Regions from separate parts of the Mus musculus genome. Here regions 1, 2 and 3 are each linked to region 4. Evidence: chromatin loops called from intact Hi-C (ENCODE). Cell type or tissue: gastrocnemius. All regions are shown on one strand.

Region 1 (5,000 bases), 63 kb before region 4:
TAATCCCAGCACTTGGGAGGCAGAGGCAGGCGAATTTCTGAGTTCGAGGCCAGCCTGGTCTACAGAGTGAGTTCCAGGCCAGCCAGGGCTACACAGAGAAACCCAACAACAAGCAAACAACAAACAAAACCTTCATGAAACTGTTGCCGTATTAGGACATGGAATTATTTGCAGTACCTGGAATCTGTGTTTCCAGACCACACTAACTACCACTTGGCTCCAGAATAAACACTAATCCACAATGAGGTATTTTCATGTCAACAACATGCTTAAATTGTTTCTTTTATGATCCCCAATGTATTGTACTACATACTGAGGAAGTTTGACTGTCCATTGCATGTGATAAAATTATATGAGCAGACAATGCCAGACACTTACCTGTGTTTTAATATTTATGAATCCAAACCTTCACATCGGTAGAACTTAAAATCTTATCTGATGAGCATGCTTTCCCTGCCTCACCCTCCATCTCACAGAATACAAAGAATCAAGCAGTTGCCAGTGTATATTCGTGATGAGTGACTTCCTTAATCAAGAATCGTAGAAATCCTAAGTTCAGACTTCTCTACCCTCCACAGTCTCTGGTAATTGTCTCACCTAACCTATTCCAGGCAAAAAGCATTACCTGTGTCTCAAGCCCCACACTGGCTAGCCTGGATCTCTCCAAAGTCTTCCTATTCTCTTTCAATTTCCATCCATACCCATGGCTCAGTTCACAAAGCTGTTACTCTCTAAAAACACATCACCAGACTGTCCCAACACCTAAAAGATCTAAAAGTAGTAATTAATAGGCAACGTGTGACTTTTATCTGAAAAAACACTTAAAAATCTGAAATATAAACCTTGTGTTTGGCATAATATAAACCTTTAGTCTCAACACCTGGGAGGCAGAGGCAGTTGGATCTCTGAGTTTAAGGCCAGGCCAGCCTGGTCTACAAAATGAGTTCTAGGACAGCCAGATGCTACACAGACAAAAGGCTGAGATGGGGGGGGGGGGGGGTTAGTAGTATTTGAGTGGGTATAGGACACACCTTCAATCACTTGAGAGACAGAAGCAGGCAGATCTCTGTTTAATTTGAGACAATTTACGGGGGGGGGGGGGGGGCTGTATTTGAACTATTTCTTGAATAGACTGCATGACCTAGCAACATTGAAATCACTCCACACAAACTACCCATGTGCCATTTGTTGTTCCTAAGTAGCTGATGACCTGACCGGATCCTGCCACCCACTCACTCACTACCTAAAACCTCTAAAAACGGCAAACAGCAGCAGCATTCCAAGGATAAGCAAAACAAACACTCCCACCCTCAGCGTTTAATTTAAATTCAAGATGAAAGACACAATCAGGAAGCAATTGGCTCCTGCTGGAGGGGGCTTAGAAGAACCTAACTTTGGGAACTTAGGGAAAGACTACTCAAAAATAAGAGCTGGGCTAAGCCCGAGGAAGGCCAGTAATCAGAACGTAGGAGGGCTGAGGCAAAACAAGAGAATCACCAGTTCTAGGCCCTGCTTGGGGGGATGGGGGGTAGGGGATGGGGATTATATTAATAGAAAGAGGTAGAAGGCAGGGAAATCATAGGACCAAAAGGAAAAATGAGAACAAAAACTGAAAGAAAAAAAAAATCAAGGAAATGCAATCAATTCGATACAGATGGAGCAACACCAAATCTTAAAACCCAGATGTCAGGGGAAAAAAAAAAAGTTCAATTTAAAGGCAAAAGCCACAGCTTTGTTAAAGAGTCAGAAAACGCAAGACAGTTTCAAAACAAGGCTAATAAGTGTTTGCTAAGCAGACAAAATAAGATTCCAGGAGCACAGACGATGCGCTCAGGGTGAACTAAGGAAGGAGAAGCAGTGGTACCCCCAAATCGAGAGGAAGCACGAAACAGCGCGGAGAGTTAAGGCTCAAACAATTAGAAGACCAAAGGGGCTTACATCGTGGGCGATAACCAAGCACAACCGGGATGTGAAGCCTGGGAGTTTGGGCTGGCCACAAGTTTGCCATGAGAATTAGTCCCAGTGGTCCCTTGGTGGACGCCAAGGAATTAATGCCTCTCAAAACTCAGCGGCGCCCTGGGTGGATTGCACTTCGTCCCTCCGCTTCAGTCAGGATTGATTGTGCAGGCTCCACGACAGGCTCTGGGCTCCGGGCTGCTGACACGCAGGTTCCCAGGGAGTAGTTACAGGCCTGGTCTGTACGTGCTGGTGGGTAGAAGTTAAGTTTAAACTACCGGGCAAAATAAGCATTCGGATTTCTCTGTAGAAACGACGAGCTCTTAAAGAATAATCAGTGTAGCCGGGCGGTGATGGTGCACGCCTTTAATCCCTGCACTCTGGAGGCGAGGCGGGCGGGATCTCTGAGTTCGAGGCCAGCCTGGTCTACAGAGCGAGTTCCAGGACAGCCAGGGCTACACAGAGAAACCCTGTCTCGGAAAACAAAAAAATAATCAGTGCGTACCCATTCCATATTTTCAGAAAGGAAAAAATAGTAATAAACAACGGGACGATGGAGCTGAACATCTGTCCGTGCCAGTACTCAAGAATGGGTCACTGTGTGACTCCAACTGTCCCCACGTGGGCTTTGTCTCCCCGGCCACACTGACATTCTCAACAGCAAGTGGATTATTTTGGCACTCTTTTGTCCGTCTCTCAAAGTGCCTATTACAGAGTCGGTTAGGTCCAAAAAATAAAAAATAAGATAAAAACCCAGACTTCCTGACTGACCTGGCGTCACTGAAGTTGCCTGGCTGAGAACTCCCCTTTTGCTTACTAAACTCCTGCCGAGAAGCGGAACCTGGGTCTCACTCTCCTCCACACTTCGCTTTCCTCCCGCATCCACTGAGTCCCTCTCCAGGTTCCACTAGGAGTCCAGAATAAAGCACATCTCCATCGCCGCAGGAAACGTCCGCCCGCCCGCCCGCCGGCCGCATGCGCCCCTCGCGCCTCTGCGGAGAGCCACTCGCTCACCTACGTCCCACTGCTGAGCCTCCGCCTCTGTCGCCGCCGCCTCTGTCGCCGCCGCCTCAGCCGCCGGTGAAACCCGCGAAGCCAGACGTCCGCTCGCCCTAAAGGCACTTCCGGCGCGCGCGGTGACGTCGCCCGGCGCGCCAGCCTCCGGCCCGGGGCCGTCGGGGTTTGGGGGAGTCGGAAGGAGCGCTGCACCGCGCTGCGTTCGCGGACGCCCGCGCTTTTGCGCGCCGCGGAAGGCAGCCGGAGGTGAAGCCGCCGCGGGCTCGCATCCTCTCCGCTTCGCCTCTGCGCCGAAGGTAAGCTCCCACGGCGCCGGGCCCAGGAGACGGCCGCGGCCCGGGCCTCCGCCTCGGCCTCCGCCTCGGCCTCGGCCTCGGCCTCGGCCTCGGCCTCGACCCTGACCCCAGCTCCGGCCCCAGGAACGTCCAGCCGGGGTTAGCATTTCTCAGAGTGAGAAACTGGAAACGCGACAAGCAGGTTTTGGCTAGCTAAGGCTTTTTGAATAATCCTCCTACTGGGCCAGCGGGGCGCCCTCCGGGGTGCCGGGTCCATTGTCATTCATAGGGGTTCTTAACACTTGCTGCCGACCGACGCGATCGTTTCACCTGTAATTTGCAGAGTTTTAACAGTGACGTTGATTACTAAGCACATTGATAAATATACAGGTTAATGTCCCATTCAAAGTAGGTAATCCATGTAATAGAGTGTCATTTCATGATTTGGTTGTGCACGAAATTTAAAAATCTAAAGAACTTTATCAAAATGTGAAACTACCCCAAGCTTAACAAAACCGAGTCTCTGTCGTCATGGCCTACCTATATCAGTAATCCATATATACAGACGTAGATACAGGAGTTTTTTTAAAAACAAGAACAAAAGAGGCGGGGTAGACAGGTGTCCCTTTCGGAGGTGGGCGAATCCTTGGGAAACATCTTTTCCGCTTTTACCCTAAGAAGGCGTTAAAAATAGCCTTGTGGCTTCTCCATCTCTCTAAAACCCCTCTTCAATCGCACCGCAGCCCTAAAAGGCTTAACACCCGCTGCTAGAAAAGGAATATGGTAATTCACACCCTACCCACACTGGTACTCTAATCTCTTTAAATGAATGGAGCCTGAGGAATTCTACCCTAATTAAGTCAGTGATGGTCCTTGTTTGGTTCTACTTGGAGTAAGATTCCCAATGTCTCCTTTTTTTCCGTTTTAGAAATGAGCGGTGGCTTGGCGCCAAGTAAAAGCACAGTTTATGTATCCAACTTGCCTTTCTCCCTAACAAACAATGATTTATACCGGGTAAGTTGTATGTACATCTAACTAATGGATTCTTTCTTTAGAGACAATCTGAAGCTTAAGCAAAAATACTGCTCCCTGGGAAAATTTTTAGTTGATATCTTCTGCAAATTTTAGTGGGAAATTTTTCAATTTTGTTTTAATTTCCCAAAGAGAATTTGTTGTTTGTGTGTTTTTTCGAGGCAGGGTTTCTCTGTGCCTGACTGGCCTAGAACTCACTCTGTAGAACAGGCTATCATAGAACTCAGAGATCTGCCTTCCTCTGCCGCCTGTACTTGAGTGGTGGAACACTTGCCTAGAGTAGTTATCACACACCTGTAACCCCAGCACAGGGGAAGCTGAGGTAGGAAGATCAGCTTGGACAATTTAGACCCCATCTCACGAAAGAGAAAAGAGATACTGAATTAGGCTTGGAGGTGAGATTTTAGACTGAATGATAAGAAATAACCTTATTTAAAACATACCTGGGGGCTGGAGGTGAAGTATAGTTGGTAGGATGCTTGTCTTGCGTGCACAAAACCCTGTGTTGATTCCCTAGTACCACATGAACTAAGGAATCAATGGAGAACCCGTTAGAAAGCTATAATCCCATAGGAAACTGCTGGACCTCGGAATCCAATGTTGCTAAATGTCTGGCCCACAATTTCAATATTAGACTGCATATGATGGGATCTTCTAAAAGCCTTTGGGGGAGGGTGTTATTTCTGTGTATTAAATAATTAGTCAGAATTATAAGCATAT
Region 2 (5,000 bases), 71 kb after region 4:
TGAACTTTGACCTCATTGTTTGACACCAGCAAAATCCAGAGAAGACCTTTGTGTATTTCTAAAATTTTATAAGATTAAAACTCATTAGACGTTTGAGGGGATGAACGGGTCCAGCAGTCCATATACCTATGCATAGTAGACAAGCCAGTGGCGGTACTTCTGATGAACAGTTCTTCGGTGGGGCTGTAACCAGAGCGTTCTTGTGTCATGCTCTGGGGTTACAGAATTCCAGGCTTGTGCTCCACTCCTGAGTCCCGTGTGGACGCTTGCTTGCTACACTTGCTACACTGTTTCTCATTCAGGCTTGGCCTTGGTTACTTCAGTTACCCTGCTGCTGCTTGGTTAATGAGGTAGAGGCTAGGACCCTGTATCTGTCGGTCTAATAAGTGACCTTAGGACCAGACAGATTTTGGAAACAATGCACAAATGATTTGTTGTCTAAAACAAGTGAGAGCTGCAAAGAAAATGGCATTGTTACACCCAACTTCACAAAGTAATTTTTATTGGAAAACTGAGATTTCTATTTTCATTTCCGTTGTTACCCTGTTGTGCGGTTTGACAGGAGACATGGAATAATCTGGTTAGTTCCAGTCCCCCATGCCCACCCTTCCCACCTCCACCGCTACCCCTGGCCAAGAACAAAGGTACATGCTAGGTGTTGATTGTAAATAAACTGTTAAAATAACACTGAAAATGTCTTTATCTGAAAAGTTTGTGAGGCTTATTAAATGGATCTTCAGGCACTTGAATTTGACACAATTTGAAATATATGTTATTAGTTAGGGTACCACTGAGTTTGGCTGCCTATAAGAAAGGGCGTTTCTAATCAAGAGACAAGCATTATTATTAGACACACATTTATTTTCCTGACTAACTTTTTAAAATTAAGACATATAACTTTGTGGGCTTAGGTATATCTGTCAGGAAAACCTTGTGTAACAGTACAAGTTTTCCTAGTGATCTTAACATTCTCGTGCTGTAGTTGTTTATACAATAGTGTACAGAAATCAACAGGCAGTATCTAAAAGATCACCAGTCAGACCCTGGTCCCAGAGTCGTATTTCATCATTAGTCTGGTATGCACCTTTCCTAGAGATGGTAATAGGACTTCCGGCTGAGGACTCCAGTCTTAGATCATAGATCAAGGCGGTTTGTGGGACATTAGACACAAGAGTTTTGCAAGTCTGACATTTTATAGATCTTTTGATATCAGAATAGTAACTTTTAATTGACTCCATGGAGAAGACAGAGCCCCATGCTGCTAGGATGAGGTGTCCTAGGTCACTGACGTGCCCGACTCTGTCCCTAAGGGTGGTCAGCGTCAGATGGCTGCATTGGAAGGCAGTGACCGTGAACCATTTTGCAGCATGAGCCAGCTTTTCTCCGGCCTTAGGAGGAAAGCTGCAGTGTCCTCAGCTCAGCGTTTGGAGCGCAGCGCAGCGCAGCGAAGCAGGGGTAGGCGTGAAGGCTGTCAGCGCCGGGTCTCGTGGCCAGCTTGAAACACCGCATGAGTAATTTCAGTCAATCAATTGGAATGTATTTAATGATTCTTTTCTCCCATTATACCTGCATTTGTGACATTTTATTTTTGTTATAAACAGATGTTGGTGAAATGAATTTTCTAAGATAGTACCCATAATCTAAGAAGAAAAAGATAAGATGTATCGGTGTCTTAGTCAGAGGGAGGAGATCTTAATGTTTCCAAAGAGTTCCTGACCTGAAAACATTTCTATTCATAAGATATTCTCACCTAGTGGGTTTTTTTAAAATTTTGAGCCCTAAGAAGACATTGGTTTTCTGAAAATGCTTCAGTTTTTCTATAGCAATTGGGTTTTCAGTTTGGTTGCTCTAAAGCTGAGCATAAAGTGATTGTTATTCAGGAAATTCCTCGGTAGTGCCTAATGTGAATGCTCACCAGGCCTGTTATTTCTTCCACTGTCAGGTGTAAAGAGTTCTCTCTGAGTTACTGGAATCCCTATTGGATGCTGCCCTCTGATGTTTGTGGAATGAACTGCTTTTGGGAAGCGGCTTTTAGGTAGGCCCTTAATATTTAATTAGTAGATGAGAGTAGGTAAGATTAGATAGTAGATGATCAAACATTTCACTGTATAAAACTTTCTTTTCCTGTATTTCAGTATCATATAACTAAGTTGATTTTTCTGGTTGGGTTTTCTCTTCCTTTTCTCATCTTTTACTTATTAACTTTAATAATACTATGTGTAAATGCTCAATTTTTCCAAATGTTATTAAGATAAGCTATAGCTTTTAGAGGAATTTGTGGTTGAGCTTAACTGATAAATTGATACCTAGGTGTGTTCTAGGTTGATAGAATATCCTGACTACTGCAGCTTGGGAGGAAAGGGTGTATTTGGTTTGTACTTCCAGGTCACACAGTCCATTTCTGAAGGACGGCAGGGGAGGGACTCAAGGCAGGAACATGGACAAGTGCTGCTTGCTGGATTTCTTGCATGCTTACCTCAGCTGCCCTTATAGAGCCAAGGCCCTCCTACCTCTGGGTGGTACCTCCCACACTGTTCATTACGACAGTCCCACAAACATGCCCACATGCCATTCTGATCTAGGTGTTCTGCTCTCGGATGACTCTTAAGCTGTGTCAAGTCAACAATTTATGTAGACAAGATGATAAAAGGCTTCCATTAGACATTACAGATAGTGTGTGTTTATACATGCAGTTATCTAAAGCTAGAATCTTTAATACTGGGTATTTAGTACCCAGTATTTATAAATCCTGGGGCAGGTGAGATTGTTCATCTGGTAAAGATACTGGAGCTGACATGCCTCACACTGCGTTGGCTCTCAGGACACATAGTGGAGGAAGATGATTGCCTCCTGCAGGTGACCCTTTGGCATCCATGTGTGTACTGTGTGTGTATACCCGCCTCAAATAAATAAAATATTAAAAAACCCAAAAGGTAGTGTGCTACAACACTCTTGGAGGGGATGTGACAGCTAAGGAAGGATTGTGTTATCTTTAGCCTGGAGGTGTTAGGGGAAGCGGAGGGTAAAGACATCCTTACTGAAGGAGTGTAACCTTTTAAGTCACTGCGTGAGGAAGGCTGTATTGGATTGTATCCCATCCTGCTCTTGCCTTCAGGGAGGAATCAAGTATTGATACGAGTAGGTAAGGCAGTCACAGTCCTGAGACATTGCTGGAGGAGAACCTGGGATGGCCTGACTTGTCCTTTGAGAGCAAGAGAGTTTGAGGCTCACTACGTAATGGTTAATTTAAACTCACACTGTTTGCCAGGACCATGCCAGTTACTGCATTCTCGAGTCAGGATGGTGACACTCTTGTGTTTCAGAGCTTGCCTGGTAATGTTTGCAGTAGTGACCTTGGGTAGAGAATGACAAGACTTGACATTTCGTGAAGGCCTCATGTCAGGAGTTGATGAGAGGAAACTATCGCAGTTGAAGGCCAATCTAACCTTGGCAGTTTTCCTCCTGAGATGGCCTTCTTGTTCACTGTGCATTATGTCAGGTTGACAGTCAAAACCATCCATTACTACTCCAGTCAGTAGCTTAGGACATAGGAAGTTGGAGAGCTATCTAGAAGGACTTGAGGGGTGGCTGGGTAGGAAGCCTGCCAAGGGAGCTGGATCCCTGTTGTCTGCAACAAAATCTAACCCCTTTGTAGTCCAGGGCTCCTCTCTTTGTGAGTGGTCTGCGGGATCCTGCTGGGCCCCAGGATTGTGTGCCCAGCTCCCAGTCCCTGCCATGCTGAGGTGTCCTTGTGCCCATGGGCAGGCAGTGCTGTGCCTCCTGCTTATATTATTCTCTCCTGGATTAGGAGAGCCCGTTGGTGTTCTTTGAATTATCTAGAGATTTCCTCTTGTTATATGGAAAATAGGTTTTATTTTAAAACTCTTTTTTGGTAGCATTTATCTTGCTATTGAATTCAGATAAAGCACATTTCCAGAGCATGATGACAATCCCACTGTTCACTTGGGCCAGAATTACCAGAATGGCTGCTTCCCTCTGAAAGCTTAGTAAACGTTAGCCATCAGTTCCTGCAACGTAGAAGCTTCCAGTGGATTTCTTTTCATTCTTCTGCAGTTGTTTCTGTTCTTGGTGCTGAGGGGTAGAGACTGCATGCTTCATCTTGTCACCTTGCGTGCTGTAGTCTGCATGATGCTACCAGAGTGTGACACCCATAGCCAAGCTGTACTTAGTAACGTGTGGGGAGCGGGTGAACTGTTTTAGTTTTGCTTTGTTGTTGTCTCTGAGACAGCGTTGGGTCTTGTGGATCATAGATCACAGATCTCAAACTTGCTGTCTAGCTAAGAGTGACGCTGGCCTCCTGACCATTTGCTTCCACCTCCTGAGTCCAGGTATTGTAAGCATGACTGCTTCTTGAGTCTGCTTTTAGGTAGATTTCATTTTCTTTCCTTGAGGAACATTTTTCTTTTCTTCTAAGGTGTATAGTGTTTGTTAACATTTTCTGCAGGGTTCTGTGCAGAGCAAAGTGTGACTGTTACAGGTCAGTTAACAGCTGAGCTGCTCCTGACTCCTGACTCTGGGATGTACTCTATGTGTGGACCAGTTAAGCAACTGAATGAATTGGAGATTCTCAAATTATGATTTCGTTTTTCCTGAGACAGTCTTGCTTTGGAGCCAAGGCTGGATCCTGTTTCCTCTGACTTCCAAGTGCTGGAACTATAAGCTTACAGCTCCTTGCCTGGTGTGATGTTTTAATTTTGTTGTTGTTGTTTAGACTTACTTTGTGTGTTTGAGTGTTTTGCCTGCATATATGTCTGTGCACCAAATGTGTGGTCTGGTGCCTGCAGAAGTCCGAACAGGGTGTCAGATCCTGGGCATTGGAGTTACAGATGGTTGTGAGCCACCTTGTGGACAGTGACAGTGGAGACCACGTAGGAAAACAGAAATCGTGGATGCCCTGTTAAACAAAACTAAAATGAGTAAAATCTTACCTTGGTTGGTGACATAAGCCCCTCCTAAGTGCGTGAGAGGGCAAGGAAGGG
Region 3 (5,000 bases), 62 kb after region 4:
CTGCTATCCCTCTCTGCAGTCTTAACCACTCCCCGAGTCCTTTCTTGCGGACTCATCCTGGCATCGCGCTTCTCAGTCTCCTGAATACGAGAGCCGCTTTCATTGCTCGCTCAGTCTAGAATTCCTTCTCTTAAGAGGGCCACCCTCGCTCAGGAATACTCTGCTATACTAACTGGAAGGTACAAGCGACTCACTTTGGGGCGTGTCCACACCCGGTGGCTATCCTGTCTTTGTACAACAGCCTTCTTCAAAAGGGAATAAGAGCTTTTGCACCAGATGTGAATGGCGTGTGTATTGCCTGGGAACATGGATTCGGGTTGGGTGGAATAACACGTTCCAATACAGAATAAAGTCAGAAGTTAAGGCAGTTTCCAGATACCGGTTGGACCATCAGATTGATTATAGCAAACAGGAAAAACTGACAGGTGTCAGATCTCATCTAATGACATTTTAAGCTTTCAGAATGGTGGAAACCATTGATTCGATGAGGTTGCTTTAAAGGTTTTGAGCCAAAAGTATGTTGGGTATGACACGATTGGTCAACGAAAGCCTATTAAGGGACTAAGAATAATCATAGAGTTTAAGCTTTGTTAAATCGTCCACAGGTCTCCCGTACCAAAGTCCCCGAGCTGCACATTCTCAATATCTGCCTTCCTCCCCGTCCCTAGGTCCCTACGAGGCTTCAGCGTGACCCAGCTCAAGGCGTGGAGTGTGGCGGGAAGGAAGGGAGGCCGGGTTTGGAGAGGACCAGTTTTGCTTTGGGTATGCAAATGATTTGTCAGCAACGTCTAATAAGGCTGCCTTCCCAGCCTTGTGTGGATGGGCAAGCAAAGCACCATTGCACTACCGCCGCCTTACGACATCCCACGAAGCACAGATGTTTTAGACCCGACGCTGAGGTCCGTGAGGAGCAGGATGGGTCGAGGAAGAGTTAGCAAGTGCGGTAACCACGGTTTCTTTTTAGTCAACGCAGCGATGCCTGAGAATTCAAGTTGCCCAGCGCCACAAACTGCGCAAAGAAAAATCGCAGATTTAGGGCAAGGGCCTACAGCCCTGCTTCTTTCGCTACACTTGTCCACAGCTCAGAGCCGGGCAATCTGTAAAGAGGAACCAGCATCCATCTCAAGGCTCGGCGTGAAGGCCGGGAGAGCGCCAGCGCTCAGCTCCGCTTCCGGGTGCGCTGCGGAGGCGGAGCCTTGGCCGGGCGTTGGGGCGTGGCCCGGAGGCGGGACAATACCAGGCAGGGGCTGTGGTTTGAAACAGAGGCGGGGCCTGCGCCGGATGTGGGAGGGGCTGTGAGCGGGGCGGGGCATGGCAGGGCTAGGGGCGTGTCGTGTGGGGTGCTGGGCTTGGGCGGCATGGGACCGAGTGGGACCTGGCGGGGATTCGGGCGGAGGGGCGGAGCGGGGAGGGGCGGGAACCAGGCTGGTCACGCTGCGGCTGCGCGTTGCGATTCTTCGTAGTTCGCCCGGGCGGGCGCGGCGGCGGCGGCGGTGACGGCGGTGACGGCGGCAGCGGCGGTGGCGGCAGCGCGGGCCGGGATGCGGCGCTACCTGCGGGTCGTAGGGCTGTGCCTGGCCTGCGGCTTCTGCTCGCTGCTGTACGCCTTCAGCCAGCTCGCGGTGTCCTTGGAGGAAGGAGCTGCCGGGGGCCGCAGGCCGCAGGCCGCGGTAGTTTCCTGGCTGGCGGACGGTGGACGCGGCACGGGGAGAGGCGCGGGCAGCGCGGGCCCGGGCCGGACGGGCAGGTATGAGCCGCATTGCCGGGAGTGGAGGTCTGGGAGGGCCGGACGCGCCGCTCCATCACCGAGCACTGGCTGGCTGGCTTCAGATTCAGTGTTAGACCAGTTAGAAATTGAATCGCTTTGCAACTTTCTGAAAGGTTCGTTGGAAGTAAGTGGTGTCCCACAAAATCCTAATTACACTGCGGCTAGTGGGATTCCCTCCTGTTTCCATGGAGTCGAAGCTGAGTAATTTGAGAATCAGGCTGGCGCCCTAGTTGAGCCCTCCACCTCCCAGGTGTCTAAATTTTCCGCCTAAATCTTAGCTTTTTATCAGTAGCCGTAGCTAAAGAAATCTGGATGTGGCATAAAGCGAGCTGTGAATTTTTATTTTGAAAATATTCGTTTTTTTGGAAACGTAAAGGAAGTTCAGAAACATGAGTGATACTTAATATGCTTATATCTATGGGAGGAGTAAGGTATGAAGAAATCACTTTAAAAAAAAAGAAATGAATATTTATAACACAGCATAATGAGTTGGTGGATTTGCATAAGTCACTGCCACGGTTAGAATCATGAAATTTAAATGGAAAACTGTTTGGGCAGTTTACTTAATTCGCACTGCCTCCTTGGTGGATTCCTGTGTTTGGGCAGTTCTGAGACCAACTAATTGGAGAGTGGAAGACAGGAATTGTAAAAAGAGTACATCCACTTTGAGCTGTTGTCTATGTAGCATCTGAGAGTTGATGGTCTTTTCCAGCGGGAAGCGGGTAAAAGAGAAGCTAGCATGGAGATAGTGAGCTCTTGGTTTATGGTTTGATTGTAGTCAGAGAAATGTGGGGTATAGGTGTGCTCTCAGGTTCCACTGCCTACAACCTACACCCCCAGACCCCCAGTAGGATTTGCCGAGGAGAGCGGAGGCAGGAGGACCATGAGTTCGAGGCCAGCCTGGGCTACACATTTAAAAGCCTGGCGGTGGTGGTGCATGTCTTTAATTTCAGCACTCGGGAAGCAGAAATAGGCAGATCTCTGAGTTCGAGGCCAGCCTGGTCCGCAGAGCAATGTCCAGGATATCCGGGGCTCTACAGAGGAGCCCTGTCTCAAAAAACAAAACAAAACAAAACAAAACAAAAGTATTAATTGCCCAGAATTACATAAGAAGTATTTGGGGAAAAAAAATCCAACTTGGAAGGAAAACATTTTTAAATGGTAAGGACAGTGTTTGAGAGAAATCTCCTTTCAACTAGTATATCCTATTTGAAACGATTATTTCAAACTAGGCTTGGTGGCTTACACCTGTATTCTCAGCATTCAGGAGGTAAGGTAGGAGGATGGAAAATTCAGTACCTGTCTGGTTTTCATTGGGAGTTCCAGGCCAGCCTGGGCTGCATAATGAGACCCAGGTTCAACAGACCAAGGACTGAGTTTGTATCCCAGCCATAAGGGACTTGCCTTGTCAGGTGCCGAGTTCAACCCCTCCAGGAGTTAGAGAGAGTAGTAGAGTCAGTTGGAGAAACCCGTGCCTCCATCCAGTCACTTTTGCAGGCGCCCTTGATCACAGGGTTCCTTCTCTGCTACACTGAAGTATAATCGACAAGAGTTACCTATGTTTAGTACCAACAGCTTGATATTTTTGACGCACATTCTGAAATGATCGTCACTTCTTTTCAGACTGGCTAGACCTCCAGTTCATGTTTGCTGAATCGTGTCGACATTGGTAGGATATACTACTGAGAATGTAAAGACGAGAGACGGAGAGGGCTTTTGAGTCACCAACTTTACTTTGCCACGTACTGGGTGTGTGACTTCCTGATTAGATGTGGAACATTTGTGAGGACTGAAGTGACATAGTTGCATAGATTGCTTAGTGCCGTACCTGGCACCATAAAACTAGCTGATATGGTGATTGTTTTAATTTTCAGGTGTAAGCATATATCTCTCCCCCCCCCCCCTTTGGGAAGCAAATTTATTCTTTGGGACCTAGTCAGAAACCTGGTAAACTAGGATGCCAGTATTCTGTGTTTTGACCATGAGCTATTGTTACAATGCAGACAAACACTGAGAAGCGCTGACAGTTGAGAGATAGATTTGACCATTATGTCTTTGCATTGCTGTTTCCCCTTCCTTGGATCTGTTTTTGAAGGAAAGGGAGTTGGGGCAGTGAGTGCTGGAGAAAGTAAGAGTACTTAGGGAGGGAAGGCCCTCACTCTGTGTCATTACGTGAGGCTTGTGCCGCCAGGGCCACACCTGCACGCTAGCTTATTGGACGCTGCCGTGGCTTCTCATAGCTTTGTTGAGTGCTATGTGGGCTGCTGTAGCAAAACTTGAGACTGCAGATGGAAACAACAGCGATACATTGTTTCTCACACCTTTTTACAGTCTGTGCAGATGGAAACAGCAGTGATACATTGTTTCTCACACCTTTTTGCTGTGTGCTCACATGGCCAGGCAGGTCTATAGCCGCTTCTTGTAATGTCATTCTTGGGGCACTGACCCTTATGGTCTAATCACCGAAGGCCCCATCCATCCCTGACGTCAGTCATCACATGGGACAGGAGGATTTTCAGGTGAGGGAGGCATACAAAAACAGCCCAAATACTTAGCATAGTATTTAGGAAGAGCTAGTAACTAATATTATGAGCTTTTTGAGATACTCATCTCACAAAACAGTGTAGTTTTGGCTTAGAGATCTTAAAGTATAAATATTCATTTCTTTTTTATTTTTTGGTTTTTCGAGAAAGGGTTTCTCTGTGTGGCCCTGGCTGTCCTGGAACTCACTCTGTAGACCAGGCTGACCTCGAACTCAGAAATCTGCCTGCCTCTGCCTCCCAAGTGCTGGGATTAAAGGTGTGCGCCACCATCATCCGGCTAAATACTTATTTCTATTAAAATTCTTCTCCCTGCATAGTTTTTGTTTGGAAAGTATATCTTTTTAAAAAACATTTATTTATTTTATTTATATGAGTCCACTGTAGCTGTAGAGATGGTTGTGAGCCTTCATGTGGCTGTTGGGAATTAAATTTTTGGGACTTCTGCTTGCTCTGGTCAACCCCACTCATTCAGTCCCTTCTCACTCTGACCCAAAGATTGATTTATTATTATACATAAGTACACTGTAGCTGATTTCAGATGCACCAGAAGAGGGCGTCAGATCTTATTATAGTTGGTTGTTAGCCACCGCGTGGTTGCTGGGATTTGAACTTAGGATCTTTGGAAGAGCAGTCAGTGCTCTTACCTGCTCAGCCATCTCTCCAGCTCTTGGAAAGTGTATGATAAAATT
Region 4 (5,000 bases):
GTTCGAGGCCAGCCTGGTCTACAAAGTGAGTTCCAGGACAGCCAGGGTTATACAGAGAAACCCTGTCTCGAAAAACCAAACAACAACAACAACAACAAAAAACTGTAACTCTAGTTCCAGGGGACTCAACACCATCACACGCACGCAGTCATACATGGAGGAGAAACACCGATGCCTATATAAGGAGAGAGAGAGAGAGAGAGATCATTAATGTAGGTGCTAATCCAATGAGTGACGTCCTTATAAGAGAGCATGGCATAGGCAGAAGTGATAAAAAGAGATTAGGATACAGGCACTCACATACAAAGATGTCCCTTTGAAGGTGGGACCTAGGTAGATGGCTATCTGCAAGCAAAGTGGAGCCTTGGATGAAAGCAGCCCTGACATCTTTATCTTCTACTCGGAGCCTCCAGTATTATGGGAAAAAACATTTCCATTGCATAAACCACTCAGCCTCTTTTATCTTGGAAAATTAACGCAACCTCTAATATATAACTTTTACACTCAACTAAGTCAGACTCTCTATTCTGCAAAAATAAAGTAATACTAAGCACCCAAGCAAACCCCACATAAAACAATCTTTTAAATGCTTTTCCAAATTTCTAGTAACTCAGTGCCTTGTGCAAGTGCTCCATCTCTGAGCTGTATACTCCCACCCGTTCTGCTATAATTCATTTTGACTTTCTTTTCTCAGAAGCTTGAAGCCTATTTCCCTCTTAATTACCCCAATTAATATCATATTCCCAATGATAAAAAGGAGAGCATCCTCCAGTTTGGTTATTAACTCTTGTTTGGTAAGTAACACATCAATACAGTAGTCTCCCTTTTGCTGGAGTTTTGCTTTCCTGTTTCAATTACCCACAGACGATATAGTTCAAAATATTAAGGACTTCCTAAACAGTTAACTCCTCAAGTTTTTAGTTGCCATCTCACTCTGAGTATCATGATGAAAATTTGCTCCATCCTGCTCTGGCCCAGCTGGATACATTTTCTAAACAACCTTATAGTATCCCAGGAGCCACACAGTCAGATCAACTGTTAAGTACGCAGTGCCTGAACTGGGTCCCCTTCAGTTAGTTAAGCCTGATGCGGAGGCTACAACGCCTCCATCAGCACACCCAAATAAGGCAGAAGAAGGCAGGGCTCCGAGAAGGGATGGATTTCATCTCTCCTTTCTTCAGGGGCAGCTTTCCTGATGACGGTTCACCGACTTGGCATGCTAAAGTCGCCCCTCGATCAGAGGGATGTCAAGCTAACTCTGGTTGTGGGGTACCCGCCAGATCGGCGAGGTGGGAAGCAGAGCTTCAAGGACCAGCGAGATGGCTGTTTGGGTCTAGCAGGCGAGGTGTGTATCCCCGACAGGCTGGAGTAAGGAGACTCGGGGAGGTGGTGTCCAGGGCACAAGCAACCTCGTCTGCCTTACGTAGGCTCACGAGCGTCCGTTTTATAACAAGCCACTGCAGAGCCCCGTGAGGCCAGGAGGACGCCGCTGCAATTAAAACCGGATCAGACCCTGGTTTCGTCACGTTTGAATTATGTAAGCTAGAGCAGGGCACCGAACCTCTCCCGAGCCTCTGGGTCGCTTCCCCAGAAGGAAGGATGACAGTCCCCGCCGCGCCGGGCGCACGCGTGTCTGCGGGCGCCTGCCATCGCGCCCTTCGGGGCGTGCGAGCCACGGCCGGAGCGCTCCGGGGCAGCCAGCGGGCGGGCGAGCTGGAGGGAGGCGGCGCCGCGAACTCGCCGCCGGTGCTGGGCCGCGCTCCCCGCGTTTGAAGTCTCCGGCGCGGCCGCTGGTTGGCCGGCGCGGGTCACGTGCGCGCAGGCAGGAGTTTCCCCGACAGCTGGAGGCTGCGTGGGATCCGGCGGCGGCGGCGGCAGCGGCGGCGGCGACGGCGGCGGCGGCGGCTGCAGCTCGCGGCGCGGCCTTCCCCGCCCCCTCGCCTCCGCGCTTCCGCCGGCCCCTCACCCCGGCGCTGACAGACCGGCGCGCGTCGGCAGCGAGCATGGGCGACAAGAAGAGCCCCACCAGGTAGGGCGCCCGCCGGCGGAGCGCCCGCGGCCCGGGGTCCCGTGGCGTGGCGTGGAGCGGCGCGGCGCGGGGCGCGCGCGTGTGTGTGGGGAGAGGGGGTGCGGCGCGGCGCGGCGGGGCGCGCGGCTGCCCACAATGGGCCGCGATGGCGGCCGGGGTCAGCGGCCGCGCTCCCCTCCCCCGCGCGGCGCCGGGCGGGGCGGGGGTCGCGGGCCGGGCGGGGCGGGGCGCGGGGCCGGGCGCGGCCTGCGGCTGACCCCGCGCTGCGTCGTGTCCGGTTGTGTCCTGCAGGCCGAAGCGGCAGCCGAAGCCCGCCTCGGATGAGGGCTACTGGGACTGCAGTGTCTGCACCTTCCGGAACAGCGCCGAGGCCTTCAAGTGCATGATGTGCGATGTGCGGAAGGGCACCTCCACCCGGTGAGTCCGGCGCGCCCGTGGATCCCCCGCGGGGCCCCCCGCGCGACGCGGGACGGCGGGGCGGCCAGCCAGGCGGCGGCCGCGGTGGGGCGCGACCCGGCTGAGCCGCGGCTGGCGGCGAGGGCTCGGTGGCGGCGGCGGTGGCGCCTGCTGCGGAGGATGAATTATCCATGGGGGTCGCCGGCCGCTGCCGTGCCGTGCCGTTCCATGCGTGGCCGGTGCGGTGCCCCCTCCCCAGCCGGGCGCAGAGACCGTGATCGCTGGTCGCATTGTGGTGTTAGTGTGCGGGGAGGGGGCGGGGACGGGGAGCCGGGGCGGGGGAGGGGACGGAGGAAAGGCCGCGATGTCACTCGGTCCCCCTGGGGAAAAAGTATCGCTTGTAGGATCGTAATGGATTAAACTTTCTTAGTAACGGATGTCCGGAAAGGGTCAGGCCAAGGTTTCGCGTCTGGGTTTTTTTTTGTTGTTGTTCTATTTCTGTAATAATTTTTTACAGTTAAGTAGTTGGTTGGGAGGTGAACCCAGCAACGCAGTTTTACTCCAGTGCCTGGATATTTTTACACAAACGAGATGACATGATCTTTGTCTGTTGCCGGCCCTGGATTTGTTGTATGGTAGGCATATAGTATTATAATTGTCTTTCCAAAAAAAAAAAAAAAAACCATTTAAAAGAGTTAAATTTAGGAAATTCGAACTCAGTAGCATTCTTGATCTGTCTCCACTTGGTCATAGTTCCCTTGGGAAGGCCGCCTTTAAATCCACTTCTACAGTGATTTGTAGCAATATTTAAGTAAGGCATTTATTTTGCTGCTATGAAGCCTATTCAAATACAAATGATTACAGAATACGGGGAATTTTCTGTTTGAAACAGAGGGCCTGTATAATTTTGACATTCTAAATAGTCAAAGTTATTTCTAAAAATGATGTATCCTGTTTTTTTTTTAAAAACTCAGTTTATAGAATTTTACTAACATTGTAAGTGTAGAGACATGTCAGGATTTTATTGTTTCTACAATACTGGTTGTTTTTGACATACCTGTCATAAATCTCAATAGGTTTTTACTACGAATTCTCATTTACATTGAATACAATATTTTTAGTATTTCTTGGTGTCTATTAAAAAGCAAGGTTTTAAATCCCTTTTAAGTTCAAGGAAAGATTCTAAAAAGAGAAACTACTTGCTATTTCTGGACTCACGTTTTAAGTGTTTTGGAAAGCACGGTGTATATGTCTATATAAGGATGGAAACGGCTTAGTGTATAATATATGTGTATTTGTAAATGAGCAATATGGAGATCATTTGACTTGGGTTTTTTTTTTTTTTTTTTTTTTTTTTGCTTTTGTTTTTACTTGTATCCTCTCATACTTTTAGACGAACACTGGATTAGAAGAGCCTATTTGTTTATTTGCAGGGACAGCAAGGATGGGGGCAAGCTGGTGTGTCCTACTCCACAGCCAGTCTTGGGGTTAGAGGAGCCCCGAGAAGTAGAGTAGGTGGTGACACTCAGAAGAGAAGCACCAGGCTGAGTCCCTGACTCCTGGAAGAAGGAGGATTGTAGCACACAGGGGAGCTGGCCCACAACAGAAGTGGGCCTGCTTTAGAGAGGCCTGAGACCCACCTGCAGGCCCCTGGCTTTTTGTTTTTGTTTTTGTTTTTGTTTTTAACCAGTAGATCCAATTTTTAGTGGTGGAAACATTACTTGAGGAGGACTCAGAGAAGCATTGTCATTTGGATTGAAACTGAAGAGGCTCTGGGCCCCTCACCAGAAGTCTAAGGGACACCGTGTTCCTAAAAGTAGGTGCTCAGAACGGTGTCCCTCTGAGCTTCTTCCTCTCTCTCTCTCTGAATTGTCTCCTTTGACTTTACCCCTAAGTGAATGGCAGGAGTTGTAACTTCTCTGTTGTCTGTTACATTTCCCTTTGCTCCCCCCCTCCCCCCCCCCCCCCCCGCCCCGAGATCTGTGTTTGGATGGATCAGTAGAACATGGTCTTGTTAATAAGTAGATGCTGGTTACATGCACAGTGTTTGGATGGATCAGTAGAACATGGCCTTGTTAATAAGTAGATGCTGGTTACATGCACAGTGTTTCCTCTTAGGAGTGACAGGAAACCAGGTGAAGGACTGGGACACAGATGGAAGGCAAGAGTTGAGTGGTCGGGGGACATTGTTCCCCCAGTTGATGTGCCTGTTGGCAGATAGGATGGAAGGAGAGCAGGGAGGGGGCAGCTGCAGCACACAGGGACACAGCTTGCTAATGACTTGTTTGTGTGACCACAGCCAGCATTTGGATCCCTTGGGTCAGAACAACCTCTGAACTGAATCTGTTCTAGCTGCCAATCACGAAGGCAAGCCTAAGCTATTCTAGATGTCTGAAGCCTTTTCTTCTTTATGTGTATGTGCACACATGTACTGTGTACTTACATACGTGTATGTGCACACATGTACTGTGTACTTACATACGTGTATGTGCACACATGTACTGTATACTTACATACGTGTATGTACACACACGCGCTGTATACTTACATACGTGTATGTACACACACGCGCTGT

The links. Hi-C counts contacts between places; a loop is a spot of excess contacts. Peaks named below come from ENCODE experiments on the same cell type or tissue, not always from the same donor. Only the 100,000 strongest peaks of a DNase experiment are listed, where the experiment ranks them.
Region 1: it touches region 4 in a loop (2.5-fold over the local background); 14 of 42 quality-filtered maps call a loop at or near these places.
Region 2: a loop joins it to region 4, with 2.5 times the contacts of the local background. A loop is called at or near these places in 17 of 42 quality-filtered maps.
Region 3: it touches region 4 in a loop (5-fold over the local background); 17 of 42 quality-filtered maps call a loop at or near these places.

The regions. Positions count from the first base shown.
Region 1 is chr15:93,396,432-93,401,431 of GRCm38, reverse strand. It overlaps Zcrb1 (zinc finger CCHC-type and RNA binding motif 1), which reads left to right and starts at 3,098. Exons shown (of 8, transcript NM_026025.3): 1 at 3,098-3,269; 2 at 4,177-4,262. The coding sequence starts at 4,179. Pphln1 (periphilin 1) reads right to left here and starts at 3,082. Exons shown (of 9, transcript NM_175363.4): 1 at 2,971-3,082. In gastrocnemius, a CTCF peak has its summit at 2,898; DNase peaks (open chromatin) are centred at 2,389, 3,078, 3,443, 4,139 and 1 more place; H3K4me3 peaks cover 2,468 bases; H3K27ac peaks cover 2,180 bases.
Region 2 is chr15:93,262,906-93,267,905 of GRCm38, reverse strand. All of the region lies in intron 1 of Gxylt1 (glucoside xylosyltransferase 1), which reads left to right. Among named protein-coding and RNA genes, the nearest start is that of Gxylt1, 9.8 kb to the left of the region's middle. In gastrocnemius, CTCF peaks have their summits at 1,991 (motif pointing left) and 4,867 (motif pointing left); DNase peaks (open chromatin) are centred at 1,403, 1,994 and 4,913; H3K27ac peaks cover 327 bases.
Region 3 is chr15:93,271,623-93,276,622 of GRCm38, reverse strand. Gxylt1 (glucoside xylosyltransferase 1) reads left to right here and starts at 1,444. Exons shown (of 7, transcript NM_001357006.1): 1 at 1,444-1,747. The coding sequence starts at 1,542. In gastrocnemius, no CTCF peak of the experiment used is centred here; DNase peaks (open chromatin) are centred at 145, 1,307 and 2,663; H3K4me3 peaks cover 2,742 bases; H3K27ac peaks cover 2,242 bases.
Region 4 is chr15:93,333,786-93,338,785 of GRCm38, reverse strand. Yaf2 (YY1 associated factor 2) reads left to right here and starts at 1,851. Exons shown (of 4, transcript NM_024189.6): 1 at 1,851-2,029; 2 at 2,321-2,446. The coding sequence starts at 2,004. In gastrocnemius, a CTCF peak has its summit at 2,415; DNase peaks (open chromatin) are centred at 1,338, 1,817, 2,349 and 2,664; H3K4me3 peaks cover 2,665 bases; H3K27ac peaks cover 2,578 bases.